2 separate regions of the Homo sapiens genome follow, and region 2 is linked to region 1. A link is a loop called in an ENCODE intact Hi-C map of the cell type or tissue named here. Cell type or tissue: mammary epithelial cell. All regions are shown on one strand. Each heading gives the region's core, and the rest is flanking DNA. Links, peaks and the distances in the headings are about the cores only.

What was found. A loop is a pair of places that touch in the nucleus more often than their neighbours do. Peaks named below come from ENCODE experiments on the same cell type or tissue, not always from the same donor. Only the 100,000 strongest peaks of a DNase experiment are listed, where the experiment ranks them.
Region 2: it touches region 1 in a loop (11-fold over the local background); 2 of 110 quality-filtered maps call a loop at or near these places.

What each region holds. Positions count from the first base shown.
Region 1 is chr20:44,489,271-44,500,542 of GRCh38, forward strand. It overlaps TTPAL (alpha tocopherol transfer protein like), which reads left to right. Exons shown (of 5, transcript NM_001039199.3): 5 at 1-5,333. The coding sequence ends at 271. SERINC3 (serine incorporator 3) reads right to left here. Exons shown (of 10, transcript NM_006811.4): 10 at 8,171-11,164. The coding sequence ends at 11,026. Among named protein-coding and RNA genes, the nearest start is that of TTPAL, 19 kb to the left of the region's middle. RefSeq lists enhancers at 725-834, 6,918-8,117. In mammary epithelial cell, for the core only: no CTCF peak of the experiment used is centred there; DNase peaks (open chromatin) are centred at 6,191, 6,841, 7,001 and 7,921; H3K27ac peaks cover 4,891 bases.
Region 2 is chr20:44,568,432-44,579,703 of GRCh38, forward strand. It overlaps a transcript of PKIG not described here. Among named protein-coding and RNA genes, the nearest start is that of PKIG, 8.5 kb to the right of the region's middle. RefSeq lists an enhancer at 11,089-11,228. In mammary epithelial cell, for the core only: no CTCF peak of the experiment used is centred there; DNase peaks (open chromatin) are centred at 4,520, 4,970 and 8,640; H3K27ac peaks cover 2,002 bases.

The DNA.
Region 1 (11,272 bases), core at 3,273-11,272:
CCATGGGTCTGACTTGAACTCTCTCCACACAAACCTTCCAAGAAGCATCCTCCCCAAGGAGTATGGGGGCACGGCTGGGGAGCTGGACACTGCCACCTGGAACGCGGTACTGCTGGCTTCAGAAGACGATTTTGTGAAAGAGTTCTGCCAACCTGTTCCTGCCTGTGACAGCATCCTGGGCCAGACGCTGCTGCCCGAGGGCCTGACCTCAGATGCACAGTGTGACGACTCCTTGCGAGCTGTGAAGTCACAGCTGTACTCCTGCTACTAGCCCGTCCCCCAGGGTCACCATCTTTAATTCTTTTCCTTCTTTTCTTTGGAGAGGCACAAGGAGAATTTAAGGGTCCATGGATTCAGTCTTGCTCCTTGTAATTAAACTGCAGGATGGAGGAACAGCCTGAGATATGAGCATGAGCCCATTTTGGGGTAAGCCTTTGGTTACTTTAATTACTCCATGGAAGACATGGAAAATGTCCCCACTGATTCTTAAACATTTGGAATCCCAGTCTGCAACTATTAATCTGGAGGCTATATCTATTTTGTTTTGCTTTTTGGTTGGGGGGTGGTGATCTGGTTCTTACACATCTTGGAAGCAAGAACAATCAGGACCAAAGTCACTTTGATCCCACTTTTCCAGGAGAAAAACCACCTGTTTGGCCAGTGAGAACTACTTGTATGAAATAATTTGGCCAAACCTTCAGTGTGACCAAATGTGAGACTGGGAGTTTGTGTTTTTCACAGGAACCCTAAGTATAGACCTCTGCTGCTCATCAGGAAACTTACTGGAGATGAAGGCCCCAGCTGTTGTCACCGGGTTTGGAAAGCACCTTAACTGAATCATGTAAGCATCAGGACATAAGCAGCACTTTGTGGTCAAATGTGGAAGCCGGAGACTTCAAAGCACCTCTGGGACCCACTGGTTGAAGTTTGCAATAGAAACTTAAGTTTTCCCAAATCCATAAAGCCTTAGCCCTGGTTCTCAATAGAATCAGGGACCTAGCAGGAAATGATTTTACTCAACCTAAAATGCTGGATCCCAGGCCCGTGTAGCTATAAGAATTCTGGCCTGGATCCCAGGTGTACAACTATGGACAAGATATGGGCCTCTACTTTCTCCTCTATAAAATGAGGCTGGATGAAATGTCAGCTAGGGCCATTTTGGCTGCTGAGGCTCTGGGATTTGGTTTAGTTACTGAATGTTAGATTTTCTGCCTAGAAAGATAACTATCTAGATACAAGTGGTTGGATCCTGTTTTTGTTTGTGGTACATGTGTCTTTCCAAGAGAGATGTGTCACCAATTAGCCCTGCCTTTAAAGAAACTATTATGTGTATTCCTGGGACTCACTGACACCAATTTTCTTTTTATAGTGATGGTTCAATTTTGAAAAGATGGCTTTTGTGAGGCCAGGTTAAGGTGACCAGGATCTTGTATGATGAATTCCTTCCATCCCTGAGACTCTGGTACTATATTGTAAACCTGGCTACAGTAGTTAATTACTTGAGATTCTTTAATTTTGGTCTCTGAGCTGGGCGTGGTGGTTCATGCCTGTAATCCCAGCACTTTGGGAGGCCAAGGTGTGCGGATCACAAGGTCAGGAGTTCGAGACCCGCCTGGCCAAGATGGTGAAACCCCATCTCTACTAAAAATACAAAAATTAGCTGGGCGTGGTGGCGGGCTCCTGTAGTCCCAGCTACTCGGGAGGCTGAGGCAGAAGAATCACGTGAACCCAGGAGGCAGAAGTGGCAGTGAGCCAAGATCGCACCACTGCACTCCAGCCTGGGCGACAGAGCAAGACTCTGCCTCAAAAAAAAAAAAAAAAAAAAAAAATTTTTTTTTTTTTGGTCTCTGGAAATGAACACAAGGGCAGGTTATTCCTGGGTCACTTCTGGGCCCCCCTGCCCTCCCAGCCCCACTTGAGTTTCTCTCTCTGGTGTGGGTGAACCAGTCAGCCTGAATGTTCTGCATTTCAGCACTTTAGAACCTCCCTGTGAAGATTTTAGCCTTAGCCCAAACATCAAATTAGACGGTTCACATGATGGTTTTTGACCTATTTCCTTTCTAATGTATTCCACATGATCATGGTGTTAAATAGTGAAAAGTACTGTGTTGTGTGTGCACCTTCTCCGTGCATTTATTAGACTAACCAGTCAAGCAGACAGCTCAGTTAGGGAGAAAACAATACTCTGAAATTTGAAGGCCAATCTGTTGTTACTAAGCTGTTTATCTCTATTGCCTTTTTAAATGTCTGGATAAGTTGTTGGTGGAAATTAAGTTACTTAACCTCATTAATACCAATTCTAGAGAAAGTTCTTTTCACCATGGATAGTAACCCTGGATCCTCTACGGTACTGGCTGAGCTGGAAGTGCCAAAAAGCACTCCTGGCTGCTTCTGGTTCCATCTGATGATGATGTGACACACACTGCTGAAAAGGCCCAAGCAGGGCAAGTGGGATGGCTGAAGGAGGGAAGGAGGGGGTTCAGAACCCACTGGCCTGGATGGGAGAACTGGGTGGAGGCTTCCCCAAGAGGGAAGACAGATAAACAAAACAAAACAAAAACTGGGTAAAGAGGAATGAATCACTCAGCCCTGATGTTTCAATTCTACACTGCATTCCTGGCCAGTCGCATTTGTTTTAATGCAGGCATGGCCACAGCTCTCCTAGAGAATTATCTCAAAGACCAGAAGGGACCTGGAGAGGCCTATTTCTTAGGTTTTTCCAGTTGGACAAGGAAGGAGTGGTTTCACTCAGCTTCTAGAAGGAGTTGGAGCCTAAGTTTATCTGCCTCCGGGAGCTGCTTGCTTTGTTTTGGCTCCGAAGAGGTATCAGATAGTTTTGACACCTCAGGAAACTTGAACCAAGCTGTGAAACCAAGACCTCCCTGCGTGAAAATCAAGGTGGTCTCCTTGTGGCTTCACCAGGATGTTTGTGTCAGGCTGTCTCAGCAGGGTGGGGAATGACCAGCCAGGGAGCACAGTGAGCCTTACTCAGCACTGGGGAGCGCACTGGTGAGGCAAACCCATGAACCTCAAGAACTGGGAGTATGTTCCTTCAGGGAGAAGTTCTGGCCCATTGCACAAACACTTGGAAATTAACTTTTCCCTAAATTCAAGATAGTGTGGTGTCGGAAGGAAATGGGACAGTAAATTAGGAGACGCGGGCTCCACCTTTACCTTACTACGTGGCCTTTGATGAGCTGGCTTAACATCCCTGAGTGATTCCATGATAGAGATCTATACTCCAAACTTTATTCCTGGTATCTAGTTGGCTTCACTGCCACAGACACTGTACTCTCTCTTTTTAGAAGTTTTTTTCCTTTTTTTTCCCCCTCAATTGGCTTATTTAGTAAATTTAGGTCTGAATGAATTGGTACCTAAAAGCTTCCAAATCTATACATTTCAGAATATGGGAATTTTCTTCCTCTTCTTCCCCCATATCCCAACATGGAATTCTGGAAAACTGTGCCTCTTCCCCTGTTCTGCCTTCATGGGGGAGAGACTGGATGAAATCTACAAAAACAGCCAAAAGTGCCACCCTGGCTTCATGTCTTGAATTTCTAACTTGCTCTTGGCAAAGGTCGCTTTATTTTTTAATTTTTTTCCTTGCATTTTCTTTTTTATTCTATTGCTGCTGCAAAAATTAAGGCAAAAGTAGCTTTCGATCTTTCATATTTCATCCTGGTTTCACAAGGAGTCACTTATCTTAGGAGGTCTGTAAGTCAGGTTACAAGGCCGGGAGCGGTGGCTCACACCTGTAATCCCAACACTTTGAGCGGCTGAGGTGGGTGTATCACCTGAAGTCCGGAGTTTGAGACCAGCCTGGCCAACATGGTGAAACCCCGTCTCTACTAAAAATACAAAAAATTGGCTGGGCATGGTGGTGGGTGCCTGTAATCCCAGCTACTTGGGAAGCTGAAGCAGGAGAATCACTTAAACCCAGGTGGCGGAGGTTGCAGTGAGCCGACATCGCGCCATTGCACTCCAGCCTGGGTGACGAGTGAAACTCCATCTCAAAAATAAAAATTGAAAAATCAGGTTACAAAACACCATTTTTCCCGAAATAAGACAATAAGAGGCTTTTCTCTGAATTCCTTTATATTGAGCCTTTCAGAATTCTCCCTGGGTGGGCAATTTCTTTAAATAGTATTTGACCCTCAGATCAATCCTGGGAATTTTTTTCATTTGGGTAGCAAAAGCTAGAGTATTGCTGTGGCGATTATAATACTTTTAAAAAGTTTTACCATTTTAAAGTTGCCAACATTTAATTAAGGTTTTCCTTTGAAGCCTCCTTTAATTTAGGGAGTAAAATGTTAGCTAAACCAATTATATACTATATACTATACACTGTATCTCCTGTGGCCATGAGAGGTGTGGCTATACCGAACAGAAACATGCCTACTGTTCAGGAAAGATGTCAGTTCTGGTAACACCTCTCTGTATTGGGATCTGTTAATTTTGTAAATCTAAATTCTTCTGCTCTTGGCCAGGTGCAGTAGTTCATGCCCTGTAATCCTAGAACTTTGGGAGGCTGAAGGGGGGGCGGATCATTTGAGGTCAGGAGTTTGAGACCAGCCTGGCCAACATGGTGAAACCCCATCTCTACTAAAAAGTACAAAAATTAGCTGGGTGTGGTGGTGCGTGCCTGTAATCCCAACTACTTGGGAGGCTGAGGCAGGAGAATCGCTTGAACCTGGGAGGCAGCGGTTGCAGTAAGCCAAGACTATGCCACTGCACTCCCGCCTGGGTGACAAAGCAATATTCTGTGTCAAATAAATAAATTCATTCTTCTGCTCTCCTGACTTAGAGAAATGGTTTGCTTAAAATGCTAGTAACAAACATCACAGTCAACAGGAGCTTGCTTCATGCGAAGGATCAATGTGATTTGTGGATGGAGATGATAGTGATGAAATTCCTGTTTCATGGGGCTGTTTTTCTTTTCATCTCACTGGGCAGCAGGTTTAGTGAGGCAGTGAGATGCTGCTGCTGTGGATTCTTGTAGCTATGCCTCGGCTTCTTGGCATATCAGGTAGGAACCTGTTACAAGTGAAATACTTGAAACCTCTCTGACCAAGAGCCTCTGATGGAGTGGGAGGTGAGCTAATTCTCTGACCAGCTTGGGGCACTGTTTCAGCCACTGGTCACATTCCTTGCTTCAAACTGAAATTCAGTTTGGCTTTGAGTATAGGGATACATGGTGGATTCATGTACTTCAGTGTTTGTTTTGACCAAAGTTTATTTTTCTAGTGCATTTTCTAAGTCAAAGTGGTGAAAATATGTAATAATTTTAGTATGCATGACTCAGTCTGAAACAATAAAAATCTCTGAAAAATGTGCATGGGGTTCTTTTGTGATGATGACAGTTTGGATAAAGGTTCCAAGGTTCATTATTCACAGCCCGGGTAGACCACCTCCTCTGCAGGTGAGGGAGGGAGGGGCACTGTGATAGGACAGTGCATTCTGTAGATGCGCTGGCTGCCTCTGAAGATCATACACAATTAGACTGCTGCAGTATGGAGAGGAGAATGCAGCTAGCTACACAGAGCAGTAGAGGTGATATGCAAATTTTTACATTCTTGAGGCCCAGCTATACTTCTTGGACTGGCCTTGAGTCTTTCCAGTGATAGCCAGCGATTTCCTCAATGTGCGCATGTGGGCTGGGCACACATGTGTTAAGGACACTCATAAATAATGTATTTTAACCTTCAGCTACCCTTAATGAAGCTGCATTACTGTTCCTGTTGGCAAAATGTAGCTTGCCCAGTGACACACAACTAGCCAAATACTAAGGATGGGATTCAAACCCAGGAAGTATGACAAGCCCACTGTTTTCTCCTGATGGCTGGAGACAAATAACGAGTCCCCAGATAGAAGAGAGAGAGAAGGCAGGACTCTTTCATAGAGTAAGAAAGAACCAGAAATTGACTTTTTAACTGGCTTCTTGAAAATACAAGCAGTGGTTGTTAACCTCTCTGAAACCCAAGTTGTAACAACATTTTATTCCAGAAGTAAGCCCAGACTCCTTGAGGGGTAACTGGAGCACGGCTTGCCCAACTATGGTCCCAGGCCTGCTAAGCTGTTTCTATGTCCCCTGTTTATTTGGTACTCTGTGCCCCAGAGTAGACAAAAACTAGGTCCCCATGGTAGATCTGGTGACTTGATGAGTCAGTTGAGAAATACTCTAACACAGGAGGTACACTTTTGATGATGCAACAGGTTAAGTACTTATATTGCAGCATAACCACCCCTTCAGGTCAGCCTTTCCTGAGGAAATTGTGGAACTTAAGTTCAGTCTGTTTCTCACATATAGAAAAATGAAGCTAACTGTTAAAATCCTTTTCTCTCACAGCAGTCTTATGAGGCCCTTTTCCATGAGTCAGTATTTTCTTGATGCCCCCTGCCCCCTCCTTACACAGTACTGGTTTGGTACCCATACACTCAATGGCAATAAAGTTTCACATTATCGCATTTAAAGGGTAAGTAATAAGACCCTTTAGGGTACCACTCTTCTGGGGAAAACGTTTTTAACCTAATATTCATGCTTTTTCCTGAGTAGGTGCCAGCCACTAGGGATAGCTGACCTAGTAAAAGACATGAGTCACTTGCCTTCAGGTGACTACTAACTTGTCTTTGTCAGTGATGGGTAGAGGAGCAAACACTCTGTGCCTGAGAGTAGACAAAAACTAGGTTCCCATGGTAGATCTGGTGAGTTGGTGATGAGTCATTAGTGAGCCAGATGACTCCCCTACATGTCTCTAATAAATCCTGTCTCTTATATTCTTATGGCCCAAGAGACACTGAGGTCTAATTGAAAAAAGAACTCTTAAGCCAAGCCCTGGGTTTCTCTGTTTCACCTCTTACTGAGTAACCATAGGCAAGTCACGAACTTCTCTAAGCCTCAAACTGATACGTAAAAGGAAGGAGGGAGGGAAATAATCACCACCTTACAGGCATGTGGATACTGTCTGTTTAATGCTTGGTACACCTACCCATCTATGTGGTTTCTATTATTCTTCTTCACCTGAGAACATAGGCATGGTGTGGCTTGAGTCATCCAGCAGTAATTAGGACATCACTGAGTTGGGTGCCTAGGTAACAGGACGGACAGACCAACACAACAGGAGTAAAGAGATGAACAGCAGCTTCCATTAATAAGCATAAGCCTACTATCTGTTATCAATCTGCACAGATCAAATGCACAACTCATTATGTGAATACTCACTTTAGCCTGAATGTGTAAAAACAGCCAGGTGCAGTGGCTCCCGCCTGTAATCCCAACACTTTGGGAGGCTGAGGCAGGTGGATCACCTGAGGCCAGGAGTTCGGGACCAGCCTGGCCAACATGGTGAAATCCCATCTCTACTAAAAACACAAAAATTAGCCAGGTGTGGTGGCGCGCACCTATAGTCCCAGCTACTCAGGAGACTGAGGCAGGAGAATTGCTTGAACATGGGAGGTGGAGGTTGCAGTGAGCCAAGATGGCACCACTGCACTCCAGCCTGGGCAACAGAGCAAAACTCTGTCTAAAAAAAGAAAAAAGAACCAGTTACAGATTTCTTTGTTCCTTCTCCATTCCTCACTTGGCTAGCCAAAAAGAAAAAGAACAAAACCTCTATACTGAGAACCAGGTCCATGGCTACTCTTTGGCAGGCAGTTTCTTTGATTACCAAGAGAAAGTTTTACTTCCCAACCAGATAACCCGCAAGACCAACCTAGAAAATAAAGGAGTCCAGCATGGACCTAGAAGCTTTCTCCCGGCTTTAACGAGGTAAAAGTGGCAGCCACTGCTATTGCCTTTGATGAGTTCCTAGAGCATGTCCCTGATCTGAAAGCCAGGGCCCCAACCCGCATTCCCCAAGGCTAGGCAAGCCCTTTCATAGTGATGAAACATAAAGGTACTCATCTGGAATGAAAGGCCACCCTGAGATCTGATGACTCAAAATACTCCCCTGCTTTAAATGATGATCCTGGCCTTATTCAGAATGCTGTCTTACTCATGCTTGTATATAATTCAGCATTCACATGTATAATTCACTTGAGTCTTGATTAGACTACTGGTTTTCCTACTAAGAGGCAGACTTCACTACTTCTTAAGGTAGGACCAAGCAAAGCAGGGACACTGCCTCCCGACTTTTAAAGAGCATTTGTTACTTCAAATTAATATCAGTTATCATCATGAGAAAAAAATAAAAACTTTATTGGACTTTGTTACATTTATTTTACAGTTTAGTATTGTTTGTATTTTGAATTACATTAAGGCGGAGGATGGGGCACTGTAATGTTTTTGAAGTTTAGGACCTTTAAAGCTCTTAAGCTGACTCCGCTACTGTAAAGAAAAGCAGGGTATCTGCTTCACACTGGCAAAATAAGGGGCTACATTTCCCCATCTGACCCTCAAATCCCTTGAAACGCTATACCCTGACATAAACCACTGGTTTAAAAGACAATGATTCCAATAATTTATATCAAGTCCTGCTTCCCTACCCCACACCTCCACCCTAACTGAGCCTGTCCCCTCTGTGTTCCTCTGTCTAATTCTGTAACAAAATCTGAAATCCAGCCTCCATCAGATTCTGGCTAGATATCTCTGACCTTTGAATATTGTCTTATTTTAGCCCATAATGAGATCAGCAGCTACTGTCAGTGCTATGTCAGTGCTAAAAATGGGTTACACTTTGCAAAATAACTTTATTCTTTAACAATCTTGTACACTAGGCACCAACACTGAGGCTCAGCTGCCTGTGGTCATAAATCAAATAGTACGTACTCAACAAATAATAGCTGACAAGTTTGATAGCCAGAAAACGGCAAAGCTGGGATGCAAACCCAAGCAGTCTGACTCCCAAGCCTCTTAACCATTCTTAAGAGACCACCTACCTCCATTCTTCTTCGAACACATGTTTTTCCTGTTTGCCACCTGAATACGTGGAACCACCATCCACCCAGCTGGTTAAACCAGAATCACTCAGAAATCTACCTCTCCTTCATATTATTCATAACTGCCAGTGTTAAAATTCTAATTGCTGGCCAGGCACGGTGGCTCATGCCAGTAATCCTAGAACTTTGGGAGGCCGCGGCAGGTGGATCACGAGGTCAGGAGATCGAGACCATCCTGGCTAACATGGTGAAACCCTGTCTCTACTAAAAATACAAAAAAAATTAGCCAGGCGTGGTGGTGGGTGCCTGTAGTCCCAGCTACTAGGGAGGCTGAGGCGGGAGAATGGCGTGAACCCGGGAGGCGGAGCCTGCAGTGAGCGGAGATCGCACCATTGCACTCCAGCCTGGGCGACAGAGCAAGACTCCGTCTCAAAAAAAAAAATTAAAATTGAAAAAAAAAAATTCTAATTGCTAAGTAGCCCTCACCTGTCAATTTCTCCCCGTCCCTACGATTCCACTTCTCTATTTCACATCTCATATGGACTGCACCTGGTCTCATCTCTCTAAATCCATTCTCTATATATCAGCCCAAGTGACTGAAGATAAAATTTGTTCATGACACTATGAATATGTTTTCAGCCACCCTCAACATAAGGTCCAAACTCTTTACTGAGGTTGATAAAGCCCTTTAAAATTCAGTCCCTGACTACATTTCCCCATTCCAGCTTTACTGAACTTTTTTTCCCCATCTTCCTGCCTTTAACATGCAGTTTTATCTACTCCAGCAATGTCGTCTCATTTTCCCATCTCTCTCTTAGCTAACTTCTAAGAGTTCTTGGCTTAAATATCATTTTCTCCAGAAAGCCTACCATTACACCAAATACCTCTCCTTTGAGTTCTCTCCAATTCCTAAACCACAGCACTAATTCACATTATAACCACCTGTCAGCTCATTTGCTCTCTTCTCTAAGCTATTAAAGTCCAAGACGGCAGAGCCTCTATCATGTTTAACACTGTACCCCAAAACCTACAGGGTCTAGTACAGAATAGACAGTAAATCTTTGTTGAAAGAACTCTTTTATTCTACCTTTTTGCACACCACCTCTCATGAAAATGGTTCTTGACAATGCCTTCCGTCTCTCATCTACCAAGTGTCTTACCTAGAGAAGGTATTTAGGACTTTTGAATAAATTCAAGACTTTGCTCACTAGTCAGACCGTAATTTTTAGAAGGAATAGGAGCATCCTGACTAGAAGCGTGATAAAACCTGGCTATCCAGAAAATAAAGAATGGCTGCTAACTATAAAAGCTGTTGGAAGAAAGGGCCTTAAAATCTTAAAAGTCTTTGTATTTTAACCAAATACCTTCATAGTGCAAATATGATAAATTCACATGCATTTTACTTTTACATACTCATAACAAGATAGTAACACAGACTAAAGCTGCAGTGTTTTCCCAAGTGAATCTTCATTTTAACCAAACTCACAAAGCATTTATGGAAATTAATACATCTGGCAAAGCACCAGACTTGAATCAAGCAGTCTCAATGCTACAGTGTAAAAAAAGTAAATTAAAAAACTCAAGATGTAGAAGCAGTAGCCATATCAGCAACCATTCTTCTAGGGAAGGGACCCACATATACGATCCTTCCCCAAGAACTTTGATGCTACCCCGCTGAAGAGTTTAAGCACAAAACACAGTGCTTGTATCATATAAGTAAGGACTTTCATAGAGGAAAACTGTAATATAAATGCATTTTTTTTTTTTTGCTTTTAAAGGATACTGCAATATAAATATATTAAGCATGGCCTCAAATATCCAACATTTTCCTATCTTACATTTTAAACCAAAGTTAAAAGAACCTACAGGCTTTATAAAGAACTCTCTTCACAGCACAGCTGTAGTTCACTTTAAACAAAAAATGTTCCCTTTGTGCTATATCCTTAGAAGTAAACATAATATACAGATAAATGAGAAGTTTCGATTCTGCATCAAGCATTATTCAATCTCACCTTCTGATATAAACCTGCATACAGTCAAACTTGCAAAGCATTCACTTAATATTTTAGTTGAAACAAACTTAAAAGGTATATGGGTTTTCGGTGAAGGAGACCTTTGTGAGTTCCAGTGGTGTCCTTGGCACTCAGAGGTTCAGCTGAAGTCCCGACTGGTGAGGACAAGTGGAGCCACAAGGGTCCAGACGTAAAGCAGGAGGCAGACCCAGCTGGAGCTGATCTTGACCCACACAGCTGGCCACTTGCTGGTCATGCTCTGAAACTTTGCATCAGGGCTAAGAAAACAAGAGAGAGTCAGGTAGAAAAGCCTGGTCTACCTGACTTCTATCAGCCTCCTGCAGCCCCCCAGCCAAGGCCAAGAAATTCTCCAGTGAAACTTGGCT
Region 2 (11,272 bases), core at 1,748-9,747, 78 kb after region 1:
CCTTCTACATATAGGGGCTCACCTTAACATTAAAGTGAGACTTTTTTTTTTTTGAGACAAAGTCTTACTCTGTCGCCTGGGCTGGGGTACAGTGGCACAACCTCTGCCGCCTGGTTTCAAGTGATTCTCCTGCCTCAGCCTCACGAGTAGCTGAGATTACAGGCACCTGCCACCGCGCCTGGCTAATTTTTGTAATTTTAGTAGAGACGGCGTTTCACCATCTTGGCCAGGCTGGTCTTGAACTCCTGACCTTGTGATCCACCTGCCTCAGCCTCCCAAATTGCTGGGATTACAGTCGTGAGCCACTGCACCTGGCTCTTATGTGACTATTTTTTTTAATGTCATCAGATATTCTTCGATAGTATCATTTATTGTGACTGTGTAATATTCCATTCTGTAGATTTACCAAAGTTTATTTAACCACTGCCTAATAGTGGACTTTAAGGATTTTCAGTTTTACAGTTTTCTGAACAGTGCTGAAGTGAACAACTTTAAGTCAAGTCTTTGCACACACATCTATAGTGGTTTCTCTTGGATAGATTCTTAGATGTAAGATGAGTGGGTCAGAGAGCATTTACATTTTTTAATTAAGAAACTTTATTTTTTAGACCAGTTGTAGGTTCCCAGTGAAACTGCACAGCAAGTACAGAGAGGTCCCATGTCCCCCCTACATTTTTAAGGATTTCAGCACATATCGTCAAATTGCCCTTTAGGAATGTTGTACCGTTTTCCATTTTCACCTACATTTTCTCATATCTCTGCAACACTGAGAAATATCATTTAAAAGAAATCTTTGATAAGGCACATGTCTAGTAGAATACCTATTCCAGTCAAGCTAAGACTAAATTTTCTCTCTCCTGAAATTTATATTTACATTATTCAGTCCATTATTATTTATTGTGGTTAGTGATCACACAGTTCCACCAACCTTCCTTCTTTGGCCAATTTAACAAAAATTATAAAACTAATACATAGACACAAAAATAAACATTCAGAACAGAAAGATATAGCGATGAAAGTAAAAAAAATCCCCACTTGCTTTAGCCAGGCCTTCTGAAAGCGGTTTGTTTTTTACTTTAATGCTTTTTTGTAATTGTGGTGGTTACTTCCAAAACTGTAAATAAAATATACATAAACATGTAATTTTTATTTTTTTTGTTATTTTATTTTGTCATTTTATTTATTTTTTTTTGAGGTGGAGTTTTACTCTTGTTGCCCAGGCTGCAGTGCAGTGGCGCGATCTCGGCTCACTGCAACCTCGGCCTCCCGAGTTCAAGAGATTCTCCTGCTTCAGCCTCCCAAGTAGCTGGGATTACAGGTGTGAGCCTTGCCATATCGCACACTCCCCGTGTAATCCTGCTGTCCAGAGATATACAATTTGGTGTATTGTATATCCTTTTAGAGATTTAAATGTAGGCTGGGCTCAGTGGCTCACGCCTGTAATCCCAGCACTGTGGGAGGCCAAGGCATGAGGATTACTTGAGACCAGAAGTTTGAGACCAGCCTGGCGACACAGTGAGACCCTGTCTCCACAGGAAATGAAAAAAATTAGCCAGGAATGGTGGTGCATGCCTGTAGTCCTAGTTATTCCAGAGGCTGAGTTGTGGGAGAATCACTTGAGACTAGGAGTTTGAGGTTACAGCGAGCTATGATGATATCACTGCACTCCTGCCTGAGTTACAGTGCAAGACCCTGTCTCGAATGAATCAATAAATATATCAGTAACAACAAAACATGGACTGTGAGCCAGGTACTATGCATAGTCTCATTAAATCCTCATAGTGTCTGAGATGGGGGCCCTTGTTTACCAAAACGTAAACTTGAACCTTATGGCTAACTGGTGACTTGCCTAAACATTTCCAGTATTTCCTATGATAAGTTGTATGCAATAAATAAGATGTATCTAATTATGTGTTCTTGTGTGATCATCTCCATTTAATACATTTCCACAACTAGGATGGTTTGGTTTAAAAAGTGTGCACATTTAAACTATTTAAACTTTTGTATCATCCTGAGGGAGGTAGTTTAGAGTGTGGACTTTGTCGTCATACATACCAGTATTTAGATTCTGACTGCCACTTACTGGCCACTCACTAAAATGAAACTGTACATCAGTTTACCTATCTCTAAAATGGAAGGATAACAGAAGCCTCATATGGCTGTGAAGATTAAATGAGATGCTGCTGCAATGTCCCTGGCTAGTGTGCAGCACCTAGGAAGAATGGTGTCCAAGACAGACCAGGCCCCTCATCTCATAGAACTGATATTTTAATGTGGGACAGGAGGAGGCAGCAGTGAAAGGCAGTAAAGAAATGAATGAACAACAAAAAAAAGTGGTGCTGTATGGACGCTTAACAGAAAGTGACATGATAGGTAGATGGGTGGTTATTTTAGGTTGGGTGGCTTGGGAAAGTTTTTCTGAAGAAGTGACATCTCAGCTAAGGTCTCAGTGATAAGGATAGTTTTATAATTCAAAAATTCCTAGAAATAAAAACATGGGATCAAACATTACATGCATTAGGCCAGGCACCGTGGCTCACGCCTGTAATTCCAGCACTTTGGGAGGCCGAGGCGAGTGGATCACTTGAAGCCAGGAGTTCGAGACCAGCCTGGCCAACATGGTGAAACCCCGTCTATACTAAAAATACAAAAATTAACCGGATGTGGTGGTGCAGGCCTGTAATCCCAGCTACTTGGGAGGCTGAGGCAGGAGAATTGCTTAAACCCAGGAGGCGGAGGTTGCAGTGAGCTGAGATCGTGCTCTCACTACAGCCTATGCGATAGAGAGACTCAAATAATAATAATAATAATAATAATAATGACAAAATGACCTGAAAAAATTTTTAAATAATTTGCATTCTATGTATAGACATGCCTCTTTTTCTTTACCATTACCAGAACTTTTTTCCTAATGTAAAAAAAAAGTGGGGTTGTTCAAAGATTGTCTTAGGGACCTTCTAATGAGCTTTACTGGCAGAGGGAAAAGATAAGAAAATGTGTAAGTCCCTTTTAGGAATCTCTTCTATTTCCTCTCCCTGTGTTAATTGTCTACCATCATCCATTATACTATAAACCGTTGTCTTCACTTTACTGGCCTTTTTCTTTACACCACATCCTGCCTACATTGTAGGACTGGAAGCTGCCAACATGCATGTTAACTAACAAGCACTTTTTCGTCTTTAGAATTAGGCAGTGCCTGGGTCAGGGGAGATGCAAGATTCAGAACAGCAATGCTTTTGCTATAAAAACAAGGCAGCTTTTAGGGTAGACTGGTTTTTCCAAACAAATTCATTGTTAAGGCTGTAACACGTTCTGTGAGTTAAAACTGTGCAGAAGGCTCTGCACATATGTTTGTTACAGTTGAGCCTTTTTCCTGTATGGCATGCAATGGGGGCAATGGGCATTGGTGAACACTGTACACTACCATTGCTTCCACAGGTAATAAGACCTCTTGTTTGTAACGTGTATATGATTACATATTGTGGATCTGTTCTGAAAGCCTTTAATCATCGTAGAAACGTTCTCTTTGTAGGGCTTGAGCAGGCCTCAGCATCTTTACGACAATATACATGTTTTTGTTTGTTTGTTTTGAGACGGAGTCTCGCTCTGTTGCCCAGGCTGGGGTGCAGTGGCACAATCTCAGCTCATTACAACCTCTGCCTCCCGGGTTCAAGCAATTCTCCTGCCTCAGCCTCCCCAGTAGCCGGGATTACAGGTGCCCACCACCACACCCGGCTAATTTTTTTGTGTTTTTAGTAGACACAGGGTTTCACCATGTTGGTCAGGCTGGTCTCCAACTCCTGACCTCAAGTGATCCACCCACCTCAGACTCCCAAAGTGCTGGGATTACAGGCGTGAGCCACCACGCCAGGTCAATATACGTGTTAAATTATAGACATCACTCAGTTACTGTTTTGTTCATGTATGGGGCAAATATATATTTTTATAGAATATACATGTATTATAATTTAATTTCTGATTCAAGCCTTAAAGAAAATATGTAGTTCAAACTTGGAAATAAATGGATTAAAAGTCACTTGCTCTTAAAATGTGGTTTCTTTTTATAATCTTTTAAAATTCAGCAACTTAAATAAAACATCCTGAGGGCAACATGTGTTAGTGAGGGGGACTGGGGGTGGCGTGGGGAGGGAGTGTGTTTGATGAAATTGTCCAGGAGCAAAGCACCACTTACTTGAAGCCCAGAGATTTGTCATCCAAATATGTGCAGATTGCTGGGCTATAAATAGTTTGAACTCAAGTAAACAGCCTCTTCTCCCTAACTGCTGCTTGGCCATTGTTCAGATGCCAGCACAGACTGAGGAGCATCTCACACCAAGCTCAAGGCTCTTGTGCCCAAATTTTGGGCTGCTTCTCTTGTGGGGAGAGCTTCAGCTACCCTGACTTGAGATGACCAAGGGTCACATGTTCACCCTCTTTAGTTATCCCACGTTTGGCTCCCACCCCTATGCAACCTGATGTACAGTTTCATAAACATGCCTCTGCTCTGATGAGTAGCGCTGATCTAAGAAGATTCCTGGCAACTATTAAAAAGCCCTGGGGCCCCATGGCTGTTGACTGAAGTAGATTTAGGAAGCACAGAAGTTCTTTTTTCAGGGCAGAGGCACGCATGGCTCATTTCTTTCTTTGGAACTAAGTAGAGTGGCACTGGTTGTCAGAACTGCTGCAGGCTGCCTGTGCCAGCAACTCATCTGCTCTGTGCCAGGCAGGCAGGCTGCTGACATTTCAAGAGTCCCTTTGAGGACTCCAGCAACATGCTGTCATTAGAGCAACTGAGGACAGTCCATAGTTTATTAGTATATTTCCTTTGGAAAAAATGTCTCCCCCTCTCTCTCTCTTTAAAATTCCTGCTTTAGCTGCATTGCTGCATTCATGTGCAGTGACTCTTATGTCAAATGCCTATGAGGAGATTATGACTAATTTAACATTTTGTTGTTGAGAGGACATAAGGAATGGTAGAAGGAGTACTAGATTAAGGATCAGGAGCCTGGATTCTTGCGCAAGTTACGTAACTTTTCCTAGCTTTGATTTCTTCATTTGTCAAGTAAAGATAGTCATGTCCCTCCTGTTTCTTGGGGTTGATGAGAAAATTTATGTAAAGGTACTTTCTGGACTATACCGAACAAATGGAATGCAAAGGAGAAGTAGGGTAATGGAAGGAGCTTGGTGTTTGAGTCTCACAGGCCTCGCCCACACTGTGACCTCAAGCAAGTGGCTAATGTCTCTCAGCCTCAACCTTTTCATCTGTAAAATGGGAACATCTATACTTGCCTTGCAGGAGTGTTAGAAGGATTAGAAATAACATATGTAAAGCACTGACAAATGGCAAACAATAGTTGAATAGCAATAATTGTTATTATTACACTTAATGTGGATATATTCACTCTGGGTGATTTAGGATTCTAAACCTAAGGAAGTATTCAGTTTATAGATGTAGAGATTAGCAAAAGGCCCTGCTAGTAACTGATAGTAGCAACTGATAATAATAGCTAACTTTAAAAAATCCAAGTAATACATGAATATGACTTTTTAAAAAGTCTCTGAGTCTAGAAAGGCATCTGTCTCCTGCTTACCCCTCACCCTGAGGCAGCCATTTTATTTTTCTGCTTTTACTTCTTTTGGTGGTTACTTCTATTTCTCTAAATAATGTTACTCCCATTTCCTTTTTTAAATGAATTTTGTTTTTGTCAGAAAGGTACATGCACATAGTTTGCCTTAGTCTTTTTAAGGTCAAATATCATAAAAGATTTGTAATAAAAACCATCTGTTCCCTGCCCCCACCCTTTCTTTACCCTTCCTCCTATCCTGCTCCCAAGGGCATACACTTTTGATCCTTTTAGGCGTTTGATCTAGCATTTATCTCTCTATATCTAAATAATATGCTTATCGAGATATGGTTTTTTTTAACTGTATTACAGAAATTTTGAAACATGTACAAAACTAGAAAGAATAGTATAATGAATCCTCATGTACCACCCATTACCCGGCTTCAAAAATCAAAAACCCATGACCAGTTTTGTTTCATCTGTGCTGGTAGCCATTTTCCCCTGCCACTAGATTATTTTGGAGTAAATTCTAGACATCATTTTATCAGTAATTACTTCAGCATGTTTTTTTTGTTTTTGTTTTTGTTTTTGTTTTTGTTTTTGCAATGTCGCCTGTCACCCAGGCTGGAGTGCAGTGGTACGATCTTGGCTCACTGCTACCTCCACCTCCCTGGTTCAAGCAGTTCTCCTGTCTCAGCCTCCCAGGCAGGTGGGACTACAGGCACACGCCACCATGCCCAGCTAATTTTTTTATTTTTAGTAGAGACAGGGTTTCACCATATTAGGCTGGTCTCGAACTCCTGACCTCAGGTGATCTACCTGCCTTGGCCTCCCAAAGTGTTGAGATTACAGGCGTGAGCTACCGTGCCCAGCCTAGCATGTACTTTTAAGAGAATAAGGACTCCTTTTAAAAATATAACCACACTATCACACATAAAATAATTAATAATCCTTTATTATTAGCAGTGGTCTCCATTTAACTCATAAGTTATTTTTTTAGTTCTAGTCAGATCCAAACAAGGACCTCACATTACCATACTGCTTTTTCTTGACTCATCAGTTTTTTGTTTGTTTTTGAGACAGTCTCGCTCTATTGCCCAGGCTGGAGTGCAGTGGCACCATCTCAGCTCACTGCAACCTCCACCTCCCAAGGTTCAAGTAGTTCTCCTGCCTCAGCCTCCCAAGTAGCTGGGATTACAGGCATGCGCCACCATGCCTGGCTAATTTTTGTATTTTTATTTTTGAGACGGAGGCTGGCCGTCACCCACGCTGGAGTGCAATGGCATGATCTCGGCTCACTGCAACTTCTGCATCCTGGGTTCAAACGATGCTCCTGCCTCTGCCTCCGGAGTAGCTGAGATTACAGGCACCTGCCACCACGCCCAGCCAATTTTTGTATTTTTAGTAGAGATGGGGTTTTGCCATGTTGGCCAGGCTGGTCTCAAACTCCTGTCATGCAGCTGGTTTTGATCAGACATCCTGTCATGCTTTATTTGGCCATTCACAATCAATAATAAAAGACTTCTTTAAGGGGATAGGTCTCAGTTCATCTGTTTGTCCCATAGGCCTCTGCCCTGCCTGGGAAGCTGCTGGGTACTGGAAGGGTACTAAGGTACTAAGTGGAAGATGCTTTAGGGCACATGAGCAGGAGCAGCAGTTAGACTGAGGGCCCTTCACGTGTTAGCATAAGGAGGCCAGTCTCTTACTAGAAGCCCTCGATCAATCCTAGGCAGTTCATTCAATTTATTTAAAGAGGCCTCCTGTCTTTGGCTGTGGTTCTGCAGAGCTTTTGGGCCCTCTGTGTGCTGCAGGTATGGGATAGAGGAGCTGGCTGGCACAGGACCTTCAGTGGATCCCTTAATTTTTTGGCCCTTCTGAATCTTCTCGACGCCTGCTGTCTTCAGGTTCAGAGCCTCCCTGGGGTCCCACACCATTCCTTGTCTCTCATTTCCAATGGTGCTTTCTTGTCCTTGTGCTCCAAACTTCAGCTTCTGTTGTCATACCTCTCTGAACTTTTTCTATCTTCCGGAAATTATTTGAAATGAAATCCCTTGTTCTCTAATGATCCTTCCTTCAGCAAAAAGGCCCAATTTGTAGTTCAGAAGACGTGGTGCTTTTTACAAAAAGTATGTTAATGTTTTACCATAGACTGGACTAAGTAGAGTGTGTGTGTGTGTGTGTGTGTGTGTGTGTGTGTGTGTGTGTTTAGAAAATATTTATTGAGTTTCCTATTTTATGCCAGGCACTCTTCTAGGCACTTGGGATAGATGTATTCAGTGAACCAAGGAGACATACTGTTGACTTTGTGGAGCTTACAGTCTGGTGGGGAAACACATGGAACGTGTACTTATAAATATGTTAAGGGTTATAAGAAGAGACATAGGAGTACCATGAGACCAGTACAGCAGGGGGAGCTAACGTGGCTCAGAGAAAAGGGCGCCCTAGGGAAGTGATATTTAATCTGAAATCTGATGGCTGAGTAGGAGTTAACCAAAATAAGAGGGAAGAGCCCTTCAAATTTGTATGTCAAAGTGCAGTAGCAAGTGAGAGTCTGAGACCAATAGAGAGTAGCAAGTGAGAGCCTCAAACCTTCTCCTGTTGGAGCACCAGGCTGTACTACCTCAGGATAGTCCCTTGCCTTCTCTGGATCTGGCATTCCTCACCCCTAAAATGAGGAGACCACATGCTCCTTTCAGCTGCAAAAATCAATGAGTCCAAGACTGTTTAAAGTTAAGGTCACTGTTTAAGTGAAGGTCCATCTCTCCCAAAACAGCTGTAGTTGGAAACTTATCTCAAGCTGGTGGGAAGTGGTTTGAAAAAAGGCAGGGAGGGGACAGTGTGATATCCTGCGAACCTATCCAGTTTCTAGCCACATAATCACTGGGGTCAGGCTTCTCTTCTCCTTCTGGCTCTCCTTCAGACACACCAAATCAGCAGTCCAAAGGGGACCACAAAGTGGATCCTCAGGACATCGAACCCTGAAGAAAAAGCAGCCACGTGTACTCCAAAACCAAAAAAATACGTTGAGCAATGTCTTAGTCATCTTTTGTGGGTTTGATTCCCCATCCCCCAAAAATGACTTAAGTTTCTGATTTCAAAACATTGTGTGTATGTGTGTGTGGTTTTTTTTTTGAGACAGATTATCATTCTGTCACCCAGGCTGGAATGCTGTGGCATGATCTCATCTCACTGCAACCTCTGCCTCCCAGGTTCAAGCAATTCTCCTGCCTCAGCCTCCCGAGTAGCTGGGAGCCTCCTGAGTAGCTGGGACTACAGGTGTGCACCACCACGCCCAGCTAATTTTTTTGTGTTTTTTTTAGTAGAGACAGGGTTTCACCATGTTGGCCAGGCTGGTCTCGAACTCCTGACCTCAAGTGACCTGCTCGCCTCAGCCTCCCAAAGTGCTGGGATTACAAGCGTCAGCCACCGTGCTTGACCAAGAACATTGTTTTAAGTGTAAGTGTGGTTCCTTCTCTGGGGCCTTACACCAGGATTGTGGTGAGACGATGTATTGTTCTCCTTTCTTTTTTCCTGTTCTTCTGTATTTTCTTATCTTTTTACAATAAGCAATTATGATTATAATTGGAAGAAAACAAAATCTACTTTTATTCGTAAATCTCAATCAATATACTTCTCAATTAATTGTCTAGAAAAAGCATGGACCTTCTAACTGCATGGCACAGTGAATAAGTGAGTTGGAAATGGTATGACAGCTGAAACCTGCCTTTGATGGGTGATGAGCGATTGCACTGTACAGCAGCTGTGTGGACTAGAAAGTGGGTAGTGGTGGCCAGAATTTCTTTATTCATATACTCCTTCAACAGATATCCGTCAGTTGCTAGCTGATATAGTTTGGATGTCTAACTATATTGGTGGATAGCTGTTGGATGTCATGTTGAAATGTGAACCCCAGTGTTGGAAGTGGGCCCTGGTGGGAGGTGTGTGGGTTATGCGTACAGATCTCTCATGAATGGCGTGATCCCCTCCCTGCTGTAATGAGTGAGTTCTTGTTCGGTTAGTTCAAGTGAGAACTGGTTATTTTTTAATTAAAAAAAATTATTTTGGCCGGGCATGGTGGCTCATGCCTGTAATCCCAGCACTTTGGGAGGCCAAGGTGGGCGGATCACGAGGTCGGGAGATCGAGACCATCCTGGTTAACACGGTGAAACCCCATCTCTACTAAGCATACAAAAAAATTAGCCGGGCATGGTGGTGGGCGCCTGTAGTCCCAGTTACTCGGGAGGCTGAGGCAGGAGAATGGCGTGAACCTGGGAGGCGGAGCTTGCAGTGAGCCGAGATTGCACCACTGTACTCCAGCCTGAGACTCCATCTCAAAAAAAAAAAAAAAAAAAATGCAAGGGACTACATGTGTGCACCACCATGCCCAGCTAATTTTTGTATTTTTAGTAGAGACGGTGTTTCACCATGTTGGCCAGGCTGTCTTGAACTCCTGACCTCAGGTGATCTGCCTGCCTTGGCCTCCCAAAGTGCTGGGATTACAGGCGTCAGCCACTGTGCCTGGCCCTGGTTGTTTAAAAAGAACCTGGCACTTCTCCCTCTCACACTTGCTCTCCATCTTGCCATGCAACATTCCGGCTCTCCTTTCCCTCTACCATGTCTAAAAGCTTCCTAAGGCCTCACCAGAAGCAGATGCTAGTGCCATGCTTCTTATACAGTCTGCAGAACTGTGAGCCAAATAAACCTCTTTTCATCATAAATTATTCAGCCTCAGGTATTCCTTTATAGCAGTGCAAACGGACTAACACTGCGTAACAAATTAATCAATCTGTGCCTGTGATTTTCTCATGTGTCAAGCAGGGATAATAATTATACCTACCTCATAGAGATCCTTATGGGGTTAAATGAGGTAATTTATATAAAGCAGTTAGAATACAACCAGGCACGGTGGCTCACACCTGTAATCCCAACACTTTGGGAGGCCAAGGCAGGCAGATCACTTGAGCTCAGGAGTTCAAAACCAGCCTGGGCGTATGGTGAGACCCCCGTCTCTACAACATAAATAAATAAAATAAACAGAATATTACCTGGCATATGGTAAATATACAATAATAGTTTTGGGGTTTGTTTATGGATTTCCTTATTTTAATAAGTATCTCATAATATGTACAAAATGCTGCTATATTAGACACAGATCTTTTCCTTAAAAAGTTAGGATTCTGGCAGAGAAAAAAGACCTGCCCCCAACTAAATATGTGTCATCAGAGAAAAGGGTATGTTTCTTAAGAGAGAAACAGAGCATACTAAGGAAATTCAGAGGAAGGAGAGACCCCTTCTAAACTGGGGGTAAAAGGTGGAATTAAACAGCCAAAGTTTCCTTCATCCTCAAATGGAGCTGATGCTGCTGTCTGTGAAAAACAGCCAAGTTTCCTGAAGGGAAGCCCTTTAAGAGGTGGTAGTGCAAGGGGGTTGTGGATTCAGGACTGGCACCACATGGTCCCTAGTTAGAGTGCAGGCTCTGCCCCTTGCTCCCGTGAGCCTTTGAGCAGGTTGGTCGGCTCACCATGCATCTGTTGCTACAGCTGTAAGATGTGAATATTAATAATGTCTCCTGCACCCGATTATTGTGAGGATGACATGAAGTGGTGTTCATAGAGTGCTCAGTGCACAGCTTGGCCCCAGCCCACATAAGTGTGTCCAGTATTGTCAGTTATAAGAAGAAATGAATGTGCCAGTGTTGCTATGGTTCT